Regions from separate parts of the Homo sapiens genome. Here region 1 is linked to region 2. Evidence: chromatin contacts called from ENCODE Hi-C or POLR2A ChIA-PET data. All regions are on one chromosome and are shown on one strand. The core of a region is the stretch at or near the end of the contact, and the rest is flanking DNA. Distances in the headings are between cores, read along the strand shown.

Evidence for each region. Hi-C counts contacts between places; a loop is a spot of excess contacts on that map. ChIA-PET counts read pairs that join two places held with the same protein, here RNA polymerase II (POLR2A). Pooled maps may share reads with other maps.
Region 1: a loop to region 2 is called in a map of ascending aorta, with 4 times the contacts of the local background. The contact joins the enhancer-like site here to the promoter of PLXNA4-AS1 in region 2. A Hi-C loop is called at or near these places in 5 of 168 maps with a recorded cell type or tissue (CD8-positive, alpha-beta T cell, PC-3, aorta and 2 more), 1 of 37 single-sample maps with no recorded cell type and 4 of 50 pooled maps. POLR2A ChIA-PET finds 5 or more read pairs at or near these places in 1 of 52 experiments (activated CD4-positive, alpha-beta T cell).

What each region holds. Positions count from the first base shown.
Region 1 is chr7:132,382,323-132,389,878 of GRCh38, forward strand. All of the region lies in intron 3 of PLXNA4 (plexin A4), which reads right to left. Among named protein-coding and RNA genes, the nearest start is that of PLXNA4-AS1, 34 kb to the left of the region's middle. Within about 2 kb of position 3,974, at least 3 of the 41 ENCODE cell types and tissues checked have a DNase peak (open chromatin) inside an H3K27ac peak, as active enhancers do; they include ascending aorta, where a contact is called at or near this core.
Region 2 is chr7:132,346,448-132,353,852 of GRCh38, forward strand. It overlaps PLXNA4-AS1 (PLXNA4 antisense RNA 1), which reads left to right and starts at 5,887. Exons shown (of 2, transcript NR_199030.1): 1 at 5,887-5,934. The region is part of intron 3 of PLXNA4 (plexin A4); the gene reads right to left. RefSeq lists enhancers at 5,376-5,911, 5,912-6,446.

The DNA.
Region 1 (7,556 bases), core at 2,724-5,223, 34 kb after region 2:
AATATTTGACCAGCTGAGGGGTGCAGTGTAGACACAAAAATCACAGCCCCTGCTGCTGCTGCCTTCAGGCTGTCATGCAGCCTACTGAAGTCTCAGTTTCTGCCATGGTAAAATGAGGATGGCTGTTCAAGCTCGCCCGGAGGGATTCAAGTGAGATCCAAATATGAGGTCCCCGTGGCAGGGACCTCAAACCTCCACCAGCCTTTCACCCTAAGCATGCACAGTCAATTTTAGTGAAAGGATCAAGATTTTTAAATTGTCATGTGTAGTATTTTGCAAATGGCTGCTACATCATCAGCTCGTTAATAACAGAGAGTACTGGCACTGGCATGGTCTGCAATAATTGTTATCGCTATCAAAATGATCAGCAATGATACGCTGCCCTTTGTATTCAAAGACAATGCTACTAACACAGTATAACAAGTGCTTATTTTGCATTGCACAATTATATATTGTCTGAGCTACCAATATATTTGAGAGAGTATTTGCAGTATGTGTATGTGAGTGCATATATATGTGTGGGTGTGCATGTGTATATTTATATATACATATATAAACACACACAAGTATATGCATACACAAATGTAGTTATATATTATGTTCATGAACTTTTTTGCGTGTCTATGTCTTAGTGTCTTATCCTTATATAGGAATACAAGTTCTTATGGGCAACGATTTTCCTTTGTACTTCTTCTGTATCATCTTTAGTTCAAAGCAGGGTGCATCCTTTGTAGGAAACCCTTAATACATTCCTGTTGGCAGTCAGGTTTATCCCAGCAGTGGGGAAAGGCTCATATTGATCCCTCCATCCATGCTCCCTCTCTCTGAAGCCCACTCATGGCATGTGTTGTGAGATGGCCAAGCCACCAAGCAAACCATACAGCCCACTTGAAAAAAGACCCCCTCGAGAAAAGACCCCCTCACTGCTGAGTTAATTAGCTGGCTGGCTGCACACACCAGGATTGGACATGGATATTTCAAAGCATCTTCACCCTCAGACTTAAATGCTACCTAAAGCATTCCCTGGGATTCTATTTTTCAAAATTTATTTTTTCCAAAGTAAAAGTAATAAATGCTCATTAAAGAAAATTAAGAAAAAATGTAAATAAATAGAAAACAATAAATAAACCACACCTCATCCCATTTTCCAAGCACAACTACTGTTAGCATTTTGATGGTTCTCTTTCCAGTTTTTATTTTATTCATTGTATCATGCTTTCTAATTGTCTCATGCTTTTTCACTGAATGTTATCACACAAGAATCAGTTACAAGATTGGCCTTTATAAACTAAGTTTTCAATGACTACATAAATATACCAAATCTACCTAACCATTCTCCTATAAATGAGTGTATATATCAATTCCAATTTTTGATAGACTAAATAAATGCTGAAATGTGTATCTTGGTGATTATTACCCTTGAAACAAATTAGAATTGATTCTTTAAAAAATTGTCACCAGTTCAAAGGATTTGACTATTTTCAAGTTTCTTCCTAAATATTTACACATTGTTTTGCAGGAGTGTTGGACCAGTTAGAATTCCCAACAGCCATGCTTCAATGCACACAGAGCCAGTTTCACATGGAACTCCTGGGACGTATTTCTGAACAACTGTTTATAATGCTTTTCAACTCTTTCAAAGTCCTTGCTTTACCCATCCCTATGCAGGTGCACATGGCCTGTTACAAACCTCTGCCTCCAGAATATGGACAGTGAGACACAGAGGGGTTGCCTGCTCTCACTAAATCTCCAGCTTTGGGACTCACTTTCAGTGCAAGCACACAGATGAAGGTTCTCAAGAGCCCTCCTGATTCATTCCCTCCCACAGGCCAGGAACCTGTGGCACACCCTAAAGAGAATTACACTGTTGTGTATCCTCCAGGAACTATACGAGGTTTAGTGTGGTGGTTCTTAGCAACAGAACAAATCTACAGCACTTTCACTTGTTTTCAAGTAACCAGATTAGCACCAGTCGCTAATTTTACATCTTGCCTTCATACACTCTTGACTACACTTTATTTCCCAGTAAGCTAGTAGAAATGATAGGAGCACATGACACCAAGTGTTTCCACTTCCTTCGCCACTCACCTCCTCCTCCCCACCGGCTCTATGGGGGAATTATGGAATTGTGCTGGATAGTGGCCATGCAGGAGACACTGCTCACGCTTTGTTGTAACCATAGTCTTAAGGAAAGGAGACTGGACAACACCAATTAACTTTTTTTGGGTGCTCTCCTGGACCAGATGCCAACAGAGCTTTTGCACATATGATCAGCTCATCAGGCACTGTTGGCTTCCTTTTCTCTTTCCCGCAGAGGCTGGGATGGTTCTGAGCACTGAGTTAATTACATGATGCTGCAGTACGGTGGGCTCCATCCTCTCTGCCCTGTGTATGCACACACACCTTTAAACACAGATAAGCATACACACACACACACACACACACACACACACACACACACACACACACTGGCCAGGCGACTTGGCTGCAGAAGTGGACAGATGAGCATAAGGTTATCCTACCATATATCAGGCCCAAGAGATAACTATATTCCGATGGGAGAATCAGTTAGTTTCACTGACATATACAAGTGATAACACCACAAGAGTCAAACATGCCTACACTCCATTGTCCAAAATTACCCATGGGACGCTTGGGGCAGAGAAAAGAGACCAACTACCTAGCCAAGCTAAGCAGAGACACATTCTCCAAAGTCTTTTTTCCCTAAGGACTTGGGGTGGCAGGACATGAGCTATGATGTATGGCTGGGGTCACAGGGAGGTAGATGTGTCTCATCTGTTTCCATTTTCCAATATCCAAGGCTGACAACACACTAAATAAGCCTACACAGCTCTGAAGTTTTTCTCAGTTTGATGAACAGCTGGAGAACAGGAGTTCCAGAGTCACTGTTGCTCTGTGGGATCGGGGTCCCGTCTGTAGCTCAAGGGTAGGGCAGAGGCTGGTACCAGGCATCTGGAAAAGATGAAACCTTAGCAGACTTAGACCATGGTGCACAAGATATGCCCATAAGCCTCCTTATTCCCCTCCTCCTTTCTGTTTACAGTAAATATGTATTACAGTTCTGAAATACAGTAAATATGTATTACAAAATGTATTAAGAGCCTCAATATCTATGGAGCAGAACTAACAAGGCCACAGTTGAAGTCCAAATCCTGGGTCAACCAAACAACTTTACTTTTGTTCCCTGGCCACGGATGTTACACCCGGCCCCAGGCACCTGACTCAGCAAGCTGTATGATGGCACGTGTCTTAGACAGCAAGGGGAATGATCAGGACAGGATGCCTCACCTATGTCCCTGAAAGAACAACCTCAAAGCCCCATCTTACCAAGTATCACTTTTTATCCAAAGGTGAGCATGCAAGTGCATGCGCGCACACACACGCGTGCGCATGCACACATGGATGCACACACACACACACATTCTCAGTGACAAGTCCTCCTGTGGCCAACCTTGCCCCTCACTAATAATTTGCACAAATTAAAAGATAAAGCAGCTTAGGGTCATTCAATAAATCATAAGCACAAATCAAAATCTATCCACTCAATTAAATCTGAACCTAGCTGGAATCACATCGTTTTTGAACGCTGAAGTGGCTAATTTCCGAAGGATGTAAGAAGATCATTCAACACATGGTTATTCAATATCAGCCCCTTTTCTCTGTGATTTTTAAACTTAATTAGCATTTAGTAAAGATGGCATGATGTTCCATAGAGCAGCGATCTTTGAGGGATTACCTCCAGCTCAGAAGGGGGGAATATAAAACCAATCAGTCCATTGATAGAGGGGCCCCGTGAGCTGCCCAGCATTGAAACAAGCACCAGAGGTGGGAAATGGAAGAAAAAGAATGAGTTTGAAAGGAATCCTGCCAGCCCTGTGTCCCCAGAGTCATCCCCACCAGTCCTGGCCCACAGTGGTCCAAGAACAACAAAGACAGCCTCTGCAGGGAGAACACCGGGCTGTGTTTGCATCTCTGACCACTCCCCCAGCAGTCTGGATCCTGCCAAATGACCGCTGGTCAAACACGGGCGGGCTCCAGCTGGTCTCATTCCTGTTATGACTGCACTTGGGTTCATTAACACCCAGCCCTCCCCTGTGGGCATGCAAGGCAGGAAGCCTTCTCACTGGCTTGTTTTGCAGCCTAGCTTTTTCTTTCTCAGAAGTGGGGCAGGTGGTACTACATTCGAGTAAAATCATGCTTAGTGGGGAAGGGAACAGGCTGCCCAGGCTTGGGGTGGACACCTCTGGGGCCACATGCTCAGAGGCTCTCTGGCTGCCTCTCTCGTTAGTCAGCCTTTCCTGGCATACCCCCGGTACGTTAAACCGTCGTCTGAAATACCCAGCATTCTGCCGTGGAAAGAAAACATTGAGCTCGGAAAACAGGTGGGATGAGGATATTCCAGGGACCTGGCTCGAGAGCCTCAGCAGGGATCATGTTCCCCAGGGTTGTCCCCAAAGACGGGACACTTTTGTGCACAAGCTGCAGAGCATCAGAAAATCTTGGGGACTGCAAAGCACATCACATGTCTTATAGGCCAGAGCTTCTCAAATTGTTTTGAAGGGCCATTCTGTAAAATTTCCCATCTACTGTAGATGGATACTTTTGTCAAATACTAGAAGAACAAATTACTAGAAGAGTGAAACTTGAAGCTGCAAAATACAAATGCATTGAGTATGTGCTGGGATGTTGCATCAATATCAAGTTGCTGTATACATTTCTAAATGCTCACTCTCAATGTCTGTACCTATCTCAGCACAGGCCACTAACAACTCGTTCACAGAGTATATGCTGAATTGCGCTGGTCTAGATCCTTGCCACTCAATGTGTGGTTCAAGGACCAAGATCATCATCATTACCTGTGAACTTGCAAGAAATGCAGAATCTCAGGCTCCACCTCACACCTATTGAATAAGAATCTGCCTTTGCATAAAATTCCCAGGCAATTTGTATGCATGTGAAAGTTTGAGATGTGCTAGAATAGACCAGGCTTCTGAGCTAATAGATTATAAATGTTTTCTTTCCACTCAACCTTCACGATGTCTTTGAGTAAAGGAGATACTCAACGTTGAAGTGCCTTAACTAAGTTGGAGAGCAGAGGGGGATGTAAAAATTGGCAGGGTCTGCAGGCTGAAATGTTTTATGGGAGTTGAGTAACTGGCAAGAATGAAGAAGAAAAGCTGAGAAAACTGAATAGCCCATCTGTCGCCAGGTAACTCTATGGTTCAGAAGCCACCAGAGAATTACGGCACTCACTTGCCAGATCCAAAGGAAGCCCAGGAGAGTGAGCACAAAGGGTGAGAGACATTTATGAATCCAGTATTGGGAAATGGGCATTGCACCAGGATGAAGCAGAGAGCCCAAGGTCAGGGTGCTGGAGGAGACAACTTGATTCTGTAATGGAGATTGTGGGCGGCCCACGCAGAGACAGCAGGATGTTTATTTAGATCTTGTCTACTTAGCTGGTTGACTGGCTGCAAGTTTGATTATCATTCACCAGGTCTCTATGCCCTCAGCCGGAACCATGTTCCTAATCTGCTTGGCCATTAAGGGCTCTCTGAACCCTGCTCTGTCTCCAGCATAGAGCCAGAGAGGCTGGAAGCTCCCCGGGGTCTCTTTCTGCACCTCCCTCCCGCGGCATGTCTCTGCTTCTGTCTGGGACTGCAGGCCAGCTTCAATCAATTCCCACCGACCAGCAGCCCAGATCTTAATTAAAACATTCAACCTGCACACAAGTGAGGAGAGTAGTCACAGCCCCCTCAGTCCAGCTGAAAGGAAATCACAAGGAATATGTACAGATTCATAAGAGACTTCTATCTCAGGGTGCAGGTGGGGTACAGCCAATCCCTGGTTCCCTTTTCGGAGCACTCCCATACACCTGTCCTCCCTATTCCTGTCTCACCTGCACTGTGACTGTCACTTCGATCCGACTTCCATAGGAGTTCTCTCCCCTTCTGCCCCAAATCACTAAAACACAGAGCTGGGGAGACCCTGGAAACTGAGGACCCCCAATGTTAAGTATCTTGCCCAAAGTCACCCAGCCACATTGTGTCCCTGCCTGAGAGTAACAAGAAAATGCATGATTTGTAAGTCAATCATTCATATTAGTCCCAGTCACCAGATATTCCACCACGATGATAATTTTGTACTTATTATTGTATTGTAATAGTCTACCCTAACTAACAATTTTGGTTCAGAAAAAAAAAGGTCTCCTTATTAATGTCTTTTCTGTGTCCTGACCATGTATTTTTAGCAATCCAACTAAGGGGTTCCAGCTGTTAAACTCTTTGAAGGATAAGTACGTATGAAGAGTTTCACCCAATTACTTCTCCCAGGGGTCCTAAGAGGCTTTGGGGCCTTAAGTTGGGACTACATTGGCTTCAAGGGTGGATAAGACAGAAACTGTCTCAACCTTTGGGTTGTAGAATTCAGGGTGGGATGAGCTCAAGCCTGGGGCTCATGCCAGCCCTCCCTTCCAATTCTACAAGATTCTAGGAAGCATTAGCCTTCATTATTCTATTCCTCAAAGCAGGGCTTCTTTCTGGCAAGTCCCATAACATGAGAGGAGCCTGAATCCCACAAGCCATGACTGGCAGCTCAGAGCAGAGGCGTGTCCTTCACACAGCTCTGGCTGGAAGAGACAACATTCTCAAAAGAAAAGGGCCCCACTGATGACCAGTGATGATGAGCTTTTTTTCATATGTTTGTTGGATGCATAAATGTTTTCTTTTGAGAAGTATCTGTTCATATCCTTTGCCCACTTTTTGATTGGGTTGTTTTTTTTCTTGTAAATCTGTGTAAGTTCTTGTAGATTCTGGATACTAGCCCTTTGTCAGATGGATAGATTGCAAATATTTTCTCCCATTCTGTAGGTTCCTGTTCACTCTGATGATAGTTTCCTTTGCTGTGCAGAAGCTCTTTGGTTTAATCAGATCCTATTTGTTGTCTATTTTGGCTTTTGTTGCCATTGCTTTTGGTGTTTTAGTCATGAAGTCTTTGCCCATGCCAATGTCCTGAATGGTATTGCCTAGGTTTTCTTCTAGGGTTTTCATGGTTTTAGGTCTTACATTTAAGTCTTGAATCCATCTTGAGTTAATTTTTGTATAAGGTGTAAGGAAGGGATCTAGTTTCAGCTTTCTGCATATGGCTAGCCAGTTTTCCCAACACCATTTATTAAATGGGGAATCCTTTCCCTATTGCTTGTTTTTGTCAGGTTTGTCAAAGATCAGATGGTTGTAGATGTGTGGAATTGTTTCTGAGGCTTCTGTTCTGTTCCATTGGTCTAGATATCTGTTTTGGTACTGGTACGATGCTGTTTTTGTTACTATAGCCTTGTAGTATAGTTTGAAGTCAGGTAGTGTGATGCCTCCAGCTTTGTTCTTTCTGCTTAGGATTGTCTTGGCTATGTGGGCTCTTTTTTGATTCCATAAGAAATTTGAAGTAGTTTTTTTTCCAATTCTGTGAAGAAAGTCAATGGCAGCCTGATCAGGATAGCATTAAATCTATAACTTACTTTGGGCAGTAAGATACCATCTCAC
Region 2 (7,405 bases), core at 4,637-7,136:
TCCACTGCTAATTACACTCTTCTCTCTATAAAGCAAATGCTATGGCAGAATTTTTGTGCTAGCCCTGCCTTCCAAACATGCTGGAAAGGCCACAGAGCAGCAGGAAACCTACATTGTTTTCCCTACTAGATTTAAACCTGTTTAATTTGTTGGATTCCACAAAAGAACACACCATCCTTCATTTATACTTTATACTTCAGTTTTCCCCATCTGCCCACTGTAGCAGGAGGAGGTCTTCTCCTAGTGAAAATGGTTAGAATTATGTAAGGTACAATGTAAACTCTTTTGAGATACTTAGAGATGAGTTCTGGAGAATTTACACATACACACACACTTTACTAGACATTTGGATGAGTCCAGGCTCCTAGAGAAAGTATATTTGCAGAAGTTCAGGTAGATATTATTGATGAGCTGTCTATTCAGAGCCTTGAATGAAAAGGTGAGGTATTTTTGATGTTGATATCAATAGGCAGTGAGATTTGATCAGTAGTGAGAGGATGACATTAAATGAAGGGTCAGAGAAATAAAGAAAACTGCATCCCTTTGCTAAGCTTGGCAAAGATGATAAAATATAAATAACATGGATGTTCCTCTGATTCCATTTTTTTTCTTCTTTCTCTGATTGCCACTTGAGATAATTAGCTAATACAATAAGGCAAATAGAAAAACTGCCTGGATTTTTGCTAGCCCATTTCCCTCTCCCCAGTGGAATAACTTGGATTAAATAGCATCAAAGCACTCTCAGCTGAATCCCTTCCCCCCAAAAAAGGAGACACAGAGGGCAAAGCCAGACCTTTCTTCCTTTTCTAGCCCAGAAAGGTTGCTGGGAAGAGCTCAAGGGCCCATATGAGGCGGGAAGCAGCAATGCGTCTCCATGACAACCACCCAGGCCAAGGCCACTTTCATCACCTGAAAACTAAGCAAGACACGAAAGGAGGGTGCATCTGTAGGAAGTTTGGATTCCCACAAGGGCGAGCCTGTTCAAAAGCCGGCATGTGTTGCAGCTGATGTGGGATGGGTAAAAGGGAACAAAAGGATCGGGAACCAACCAAGAAACTGACCAAATCAACGCCAGCTCAATGAAGAGGTATTGGAGAATAGTATTGGCTGCCCAAAAAGCCGTCCAAAATCGTTTGGTAGGAAATGGCAGCTGGGTCACAAAAGGAGAGGCAGTCTGAGGGTCTAGTGTTGAGTAGGTCACAGAGGGGGACAAGCAGTTGTGTGCTCCGAGAAGAGTCTGCAAGCCACCTTGGAGGTCTGGGGAGGGAAGGCAGGTGCCCATGATCACGGAGATAGTGGTAGAGCCCAGATCTACGCCTATGCTTTCTAACTCAGTCCAGGGCTATCTTTATATCTTCCACTGGCTTCACTTTCTCCTTCTCCCCTTTTATACAGTGTTTCCTGCAGCAGTTGCTCTTTCGGGCACTTTCATGCTACCAGCGTGTTCATTGTAACCAGATTTTCCCTGCAGAGAGGCATGGGCACTATGGTTTGAGCACCTTTCCAGGGATGGCTCTCCTGGGACAGCTGTGGGAGAAAGGATGAAAGGAAAGGAGGAAAACATTCCATTTGCCTCCCAGTTGCTCCTTAGGCTGGTGCTGGAGAAGTGATAAATGGGGCAGGAGGTGTCAGATATCAACCTGGCCTTCCTTCTCCCTACCCGCCCATTACTCAATTGGAAAGATTAGGGTAATGAATGAAGCTGAACTGCCTGGGTTAAACCTCTGGCCCTTCTGCTCACTCACTGAATAACCTTGCCCAAATCCCTTAACTTCTTTGCCTCCTAATCTTCTATACAGAGATCATAACAATCTTTTCCAATCTTCTATACAGAGATCATAACAATACCTACCTCCTAGGGTTTGCCTTAGAAAGAGGAACCCACAGACCTAAGACCTAAGATGTCACTAGCATTTCTCCTGTATGCTTGAGGGAAGTCCAGCCCAAGGACACAACCGACAAATCCAACAGTTTGTGAGTGAATGCATGAAGGAAGGTTAGTCCGTCCTCACTCCAAACCTGTTCTCTTCAGACCCAGTGTTTCCTAACCTTTCCACATCATGACACAGAAAGATCACCGTATTTGTACAACAGGCTGAGGTCAATGGAGAGGTTGTTCCCAGCTGCAAGCACATGGCCCTGAGGCTCTGGCTGCCCCACATCCCTCCTAGCATCTCCCAGGGCTGTAGGGATCAATATTTAGGTTCCTGGTAATCAATAGGAAGCAAAGTAAGCATAGCCCGAAATTAGGGTGGGGGCAACCCCAGTCCCTGGGGCCAGGGGACATCTGGACACTAATTGGTTTAGAAGTATTTGGGCTAAACCCTGGAGTGCAGAGAATCACTCTGGTTAGCTCAGGCCAATGGGAGCCCACCTCAGGTCCTAGGGGTAGAGGCAATTCTTATTATGCTTCCTGTTACTATGCTATGGGAGAAAGGTGGAAAAAATTTTTTTTGAGGAAACTACCACCATCCCCACTGCACACTGAATGGACAGAGGCAGAACTCCTAATGGGGGCAGCGTCCCAAGTCTGAGGCGCCCCTCCGTGTTCCCCTTTATACGCCTCCCCACCATGTGTACTTCTGTTTGCTCCTCTGTAAGACACTGGTAGCCATCCAACGCCGAAAGATGGGTCAAGGACCATAATGGTCTCAGTGAGCAATTGAAGTAAAGGACCACATGTTTGAGCTTTTCTTGAAAGATTTTTTTTAAATAAATAAAAGGGTTATTGAGCTCTTTTTTCCCCTCCCTTTCTTTTAACAGCACCTTTCAACCCAGGAGCTGCCAAAGAAGTTATAAGCCGTGCTATGTATAGAAGCCACGTCACTCCCTACTGAAATAGAGAAGAGCAGCATCTCCCCCACAGCATTGAGGGAAAGAAGAGGGAGCAACTGGGTCCAGCCAAAACAGGGTGTGGGGGTAGGGGGCTGGTGGGGTCGGAGGAGTGGCTGCAACCCTGCCTGGTGTGTGCAGGGAGCCAACACAGGGAGGGCTACCAAGGGGGGCCACTGCCAGGAATTGCAGCATTTTTGTGCTGGACAGAGCTGCCTCAGGGCATCTCATTCCCACTCCTAGATGTAATTGATCATATTTGGAAAGGCCCTCAGGGACAGGAAACTTGATAAATTCCCATTCCAATGTTTCACGACCCTGACAGTAAAGGAGCTCATCCTAATAATGAAGCTACAGGCTGCTTCCCACAGTTTAAATGCATTTCCCCTTCTGATGTCCTTCGTGGAGATCAGGAACAGCTGGTCACTCTCCTCCCCATGATAACCCCTCTTATATTGAGGATGGGTATCCTGTTGCTTTTCACCCCTTGCTGCTTCTTATTAATAAAAAAAAATAAAACTCCAATTTCTGTATCTTGCCATCAAATGCCCTTTTCCTTTGTCCCAACTCAACCCATCATCACCGTCCTTTTTTTTAAGTATATTTTTTCTTCTGACCTTGTTGCAAAATTGATGGCTCAGGAGTAAATATCATTCCCATTGTACCATCCCAAAAATGGAGGCATACACATTAGGACCAGGTGAAGGGAAGGAAATGAATGTGTGCTGCAGCCCTCCCCTTTGTAAGCTGTTCCCCACATTCTCTGAGTGAATCTTCAAAATCCCAACCTCCTGTTCACAAATCCAGAAGTTAAGATTCAGATAAGTAAGGGGTTCAAGATGATCTGGTTAATCATCACCACAGCTGAGGTTTAAATTCTGTTCACAAGTTAATTGTTTATTAACTTGCAGACCAGTTCAGATCAAGAATACATTAACTCAGGGCCAGGTGCGGTGGCTCACACCTGTAATCCCAGCACTTTGGGATGCTGAGGCAGGCAGATCACTTGAGGTCAGGAGTTTGAGACCAGCCTGGCCAACATGGTGAAACCCTCATCTCTACTAAAAAATACAAAAGTTAGCTGAGCATGGTGGTGCGCACCTGTAGTCCCAGCTACTTGGGAGGCTGAGGCATGAGAATTGCTTGAACCAGAGGTGGAGACTGCATTGAGCCAAGATTGTGCCACTGCACTCCAGCCTGGGCAACAGACTGGGAGTCTGTCTCAAAAAATAAAAATAAAAAATAAAAAAATAAAAGAATACATTAACTCCATTCAGAGAAATGCAAATCATAGCGTCAATGAGCAGGAGATGCCATTTCCCACCCGCTGGGATGGCTAGAGTAAAGGATAGAAAATGACAAGTGTTGGTGAGGGTGTGCAGCAATTGGAACCCTCACACATTGCTGGTGGGAATGGAAGTGAGGTGGCTGCTTTGGAAAACAGCCTGGCACCTTCTCAAGTGGTGAAATAGATTTACTATATGATCCCAAAATTCCACTCCTTGAAATATATGCAAGACAAATGAAAACATATATCCAGACAAAAATGTATACACAAATGTTCATAGCAGCATTATTCAGAATAGCCAAAAAAGGAAACAATGCAAAAGTCCATCAGATAAAGAATGGGTGAATAAAATGTGGTATATCCATACAATGGAATATTAGTGGCAAGGAAAAGGAATGAAGTACTGATCCATGCTACAATGTGGCTAAACCTTGAAAGCATTATGCTGAGTAAGAAAGAAGCCAGACACAAAAGGCTACATATAAGATTCCTTTTATACACAATGTCCAGAATAGACAAATGTACAGAGAAAGATAGATTAGTGGCTACCTAGGGCTGGGGGCCATGTGGAGCTGGAGAGGGTGATGGCTAAGGGATTTGAGCTGTCTTTTTGCAGCAATAAGAATGTTCTAAAATTGATTGTGGTGATGGTTGTGCAACTCTGTAATTATAGTAAAAGCTACTGAATTGCAAAAGCCATTGACTTGTACTCTTTAAATAGGTGAATTATACCAAATGTGAATATATCTCATTAAAGCTGTTTTTTAAGAGTACTTTAAATTCAAAAACTCTGCTTTTTAAATGTTTGAGAATCCTTTGTCCTTATAAAGAATTGATTCAAAGTTCCATAAAGCGGATTCAGTTTCCAGATTGTGTTGATAAGACTTGCCCATGGCTGGCCACCCCGTCATCTCTAGCAGAGGGTGTGTGAGAATGGCCGTTGGCTCCAGCTTCCTGGGAGGGGAGACCCAAGGCCCAGGAAGAAAGCGATGAGTCCTTTCTCATCCAAAGGTGCATGCCCAAGATACCTGCTTTGAGGTACTTCCCATCCACCTTCTCCATTACAATGGAAGGCAACAAAGCCAACAGGAAGCACCTTGTCCATGTGCACCATGAGTCAAGTCACATGTAGGACCCAGCCAAGGACCTAGAGTCCCTGCCACATCCCAGAACCACACTTAGGTAGCAGGTACCAGGCCTCTGAGCTGGAAGCAATGTGGGGGAAGATGCGCCCACCTCCTGCTCACTCCTGCCTCTCTTGGTCATTCCACAGAGTTCCAGAGAAAGAGATAAAGGAGACAAAGAAAGAAAAGAAGAAAAGAGCATGCAGAGACCAGTTGGAAAATAAAAGGGGGCCAATTCCCTCTTATTAAGCCTGTTATTAGGCTGCGAATCAAATTAAACCACAGGGCTTTCCACTTACAGAGTGCTATTTTAAGGCTTATTAGACTATATTAGGATTGGCATACATTTCCACTGACATAATATCGGCCTTTAATTGGATTTAAGGGCGAGGAGGCTGCATTCAGCTGGAATAGGGTCCCTGCAAGGAGAAACTTGCTATTCTCCTCACAGCTTCCCCACTTCCCCTGCTGGCTGCCATCCCAGGGGCTGGGCAGACCCTGTAACCCTTTCAGATCCAAAACACAGCTTTTTTCCTCCTCCTCCTCCTCTGATAAGTGCCCAGAGGCCGAAGCAGGCCCCCCTCTCGCCTACGTGTGCCCATCCCTGACTGGCCAGCTTCCGGTACTCGGTGGCTGTAGGAGGTGCAGAGCTGTGCGTGCCTGCCGAGGCTGGGCAGCAGACTTCAGACTGTGAGTAGAGCCCCAGGGAGGGAGGCCAGCCTCCCCCTCCTGCTTCCAAGCTGCCGTGGGCGAGATTGGCAGTGGGAGGTGCAGGAGTTTTTCATGGGACAGTGATGAAAAGGGGGACTTGGGGTTGGAAGCAGAGTTTACCTTGACCTTTGAATCTCCTCCCATCCCCTGCCTGGTCAATCCTTGAAAGACCCTCAGGGGCACGTGGTAGAACCTGAATACAGGAGGGATATGGGAAAAAGTTCACACACTATGGGGAAGCGAACACTCTCCGGGCTGGTGGCAGTTTCCAGACACTTGTGACCAACTTCTCAAAGCTGCAGCATCCTCCTACGTAAAATAGGAACACGCTTTCCTTCCACTCGGGATTGCTTTGAGAATTAATTGAGATAATACAGCTAAAGTGGTGAGTAGGAGGCTTAATAACGTTTAGTGCCTTCTCCCCTTTGCTGTACAAATTTCAGATCTTTCTACCAAAAGGCATCATAAAAGTAACAGACCTCACCAGTCAAGTACGTTGCAAAATAATCTTGGGAGGGGAAATATCTTGGTACAGAGACAAGTATGTATGAAATATCACTTCCCAAAATATTGCTCAAACATGAAAAAAAAATCCCAAATTCCTTAACATTTTCCACTAATATATGTGAACGTCGCCTGCTCCCACTTGCCAAGATGTTTCTTGGCTATACTTTGATGTCTTCAATTTCCACGCTTGTTTTTAGCTCTTCTGCCAGAGCCATGTGCTTGTTTATTTTTACTACATTTTTATGACGTTTCTGCTATTGCAATAAGTTTTGCATTATTAGTTTTATCAAATAACAGAATGTCTGGTTGGCTGGCTGAGATTTATTGGCCCAGTTTTTATGGCTCCATCCCAGAACACTTTTTGTGATTACTTTCTAAGTTGTTCTTAGATCCATTCTTAAATATGTGCTTATTCCTTTATTAAATCACATCTGAGGACTAATTGTTATGGTATAAACTTAGCATCAGTGCAATGCCAATTGCTATAATCTTACCATTATTACTTAATCACAGGTTTGTGTACTCGGTTCTATGCAACATATATATATATATATGTTGGAAAAGTTGCTTGGAAAGCTGAAATTTACAAACTGCATTTCTTCCTATATTCACTAGGAAGTTTCTCCTCCTAATACATATTATCTCACCTTGAAATATCTGTTTGGCAAGTTCTGTTTATTTGGGATGTTGACTTTCCTGAAGCTCGAGGAAAACCTTATTACAAAACAAAACAAAAAAACACAAGCATGATTTATTTCATCCCTGCATTAGCTTCCTCTGCTGTTCTTATTTGACCCAATAAGTCTATGAATGACTTGGTTCTATGGTTGAGAGGCAGAGAAAGGATGAATTTCCTCCATTTATTATGGGGAGAACTTGAGGTGGGGGGCAAGCAGTATCTTGCTCAGCCCTGCAATGAGGTGTCAGTTGTCCTGTTTTCTGC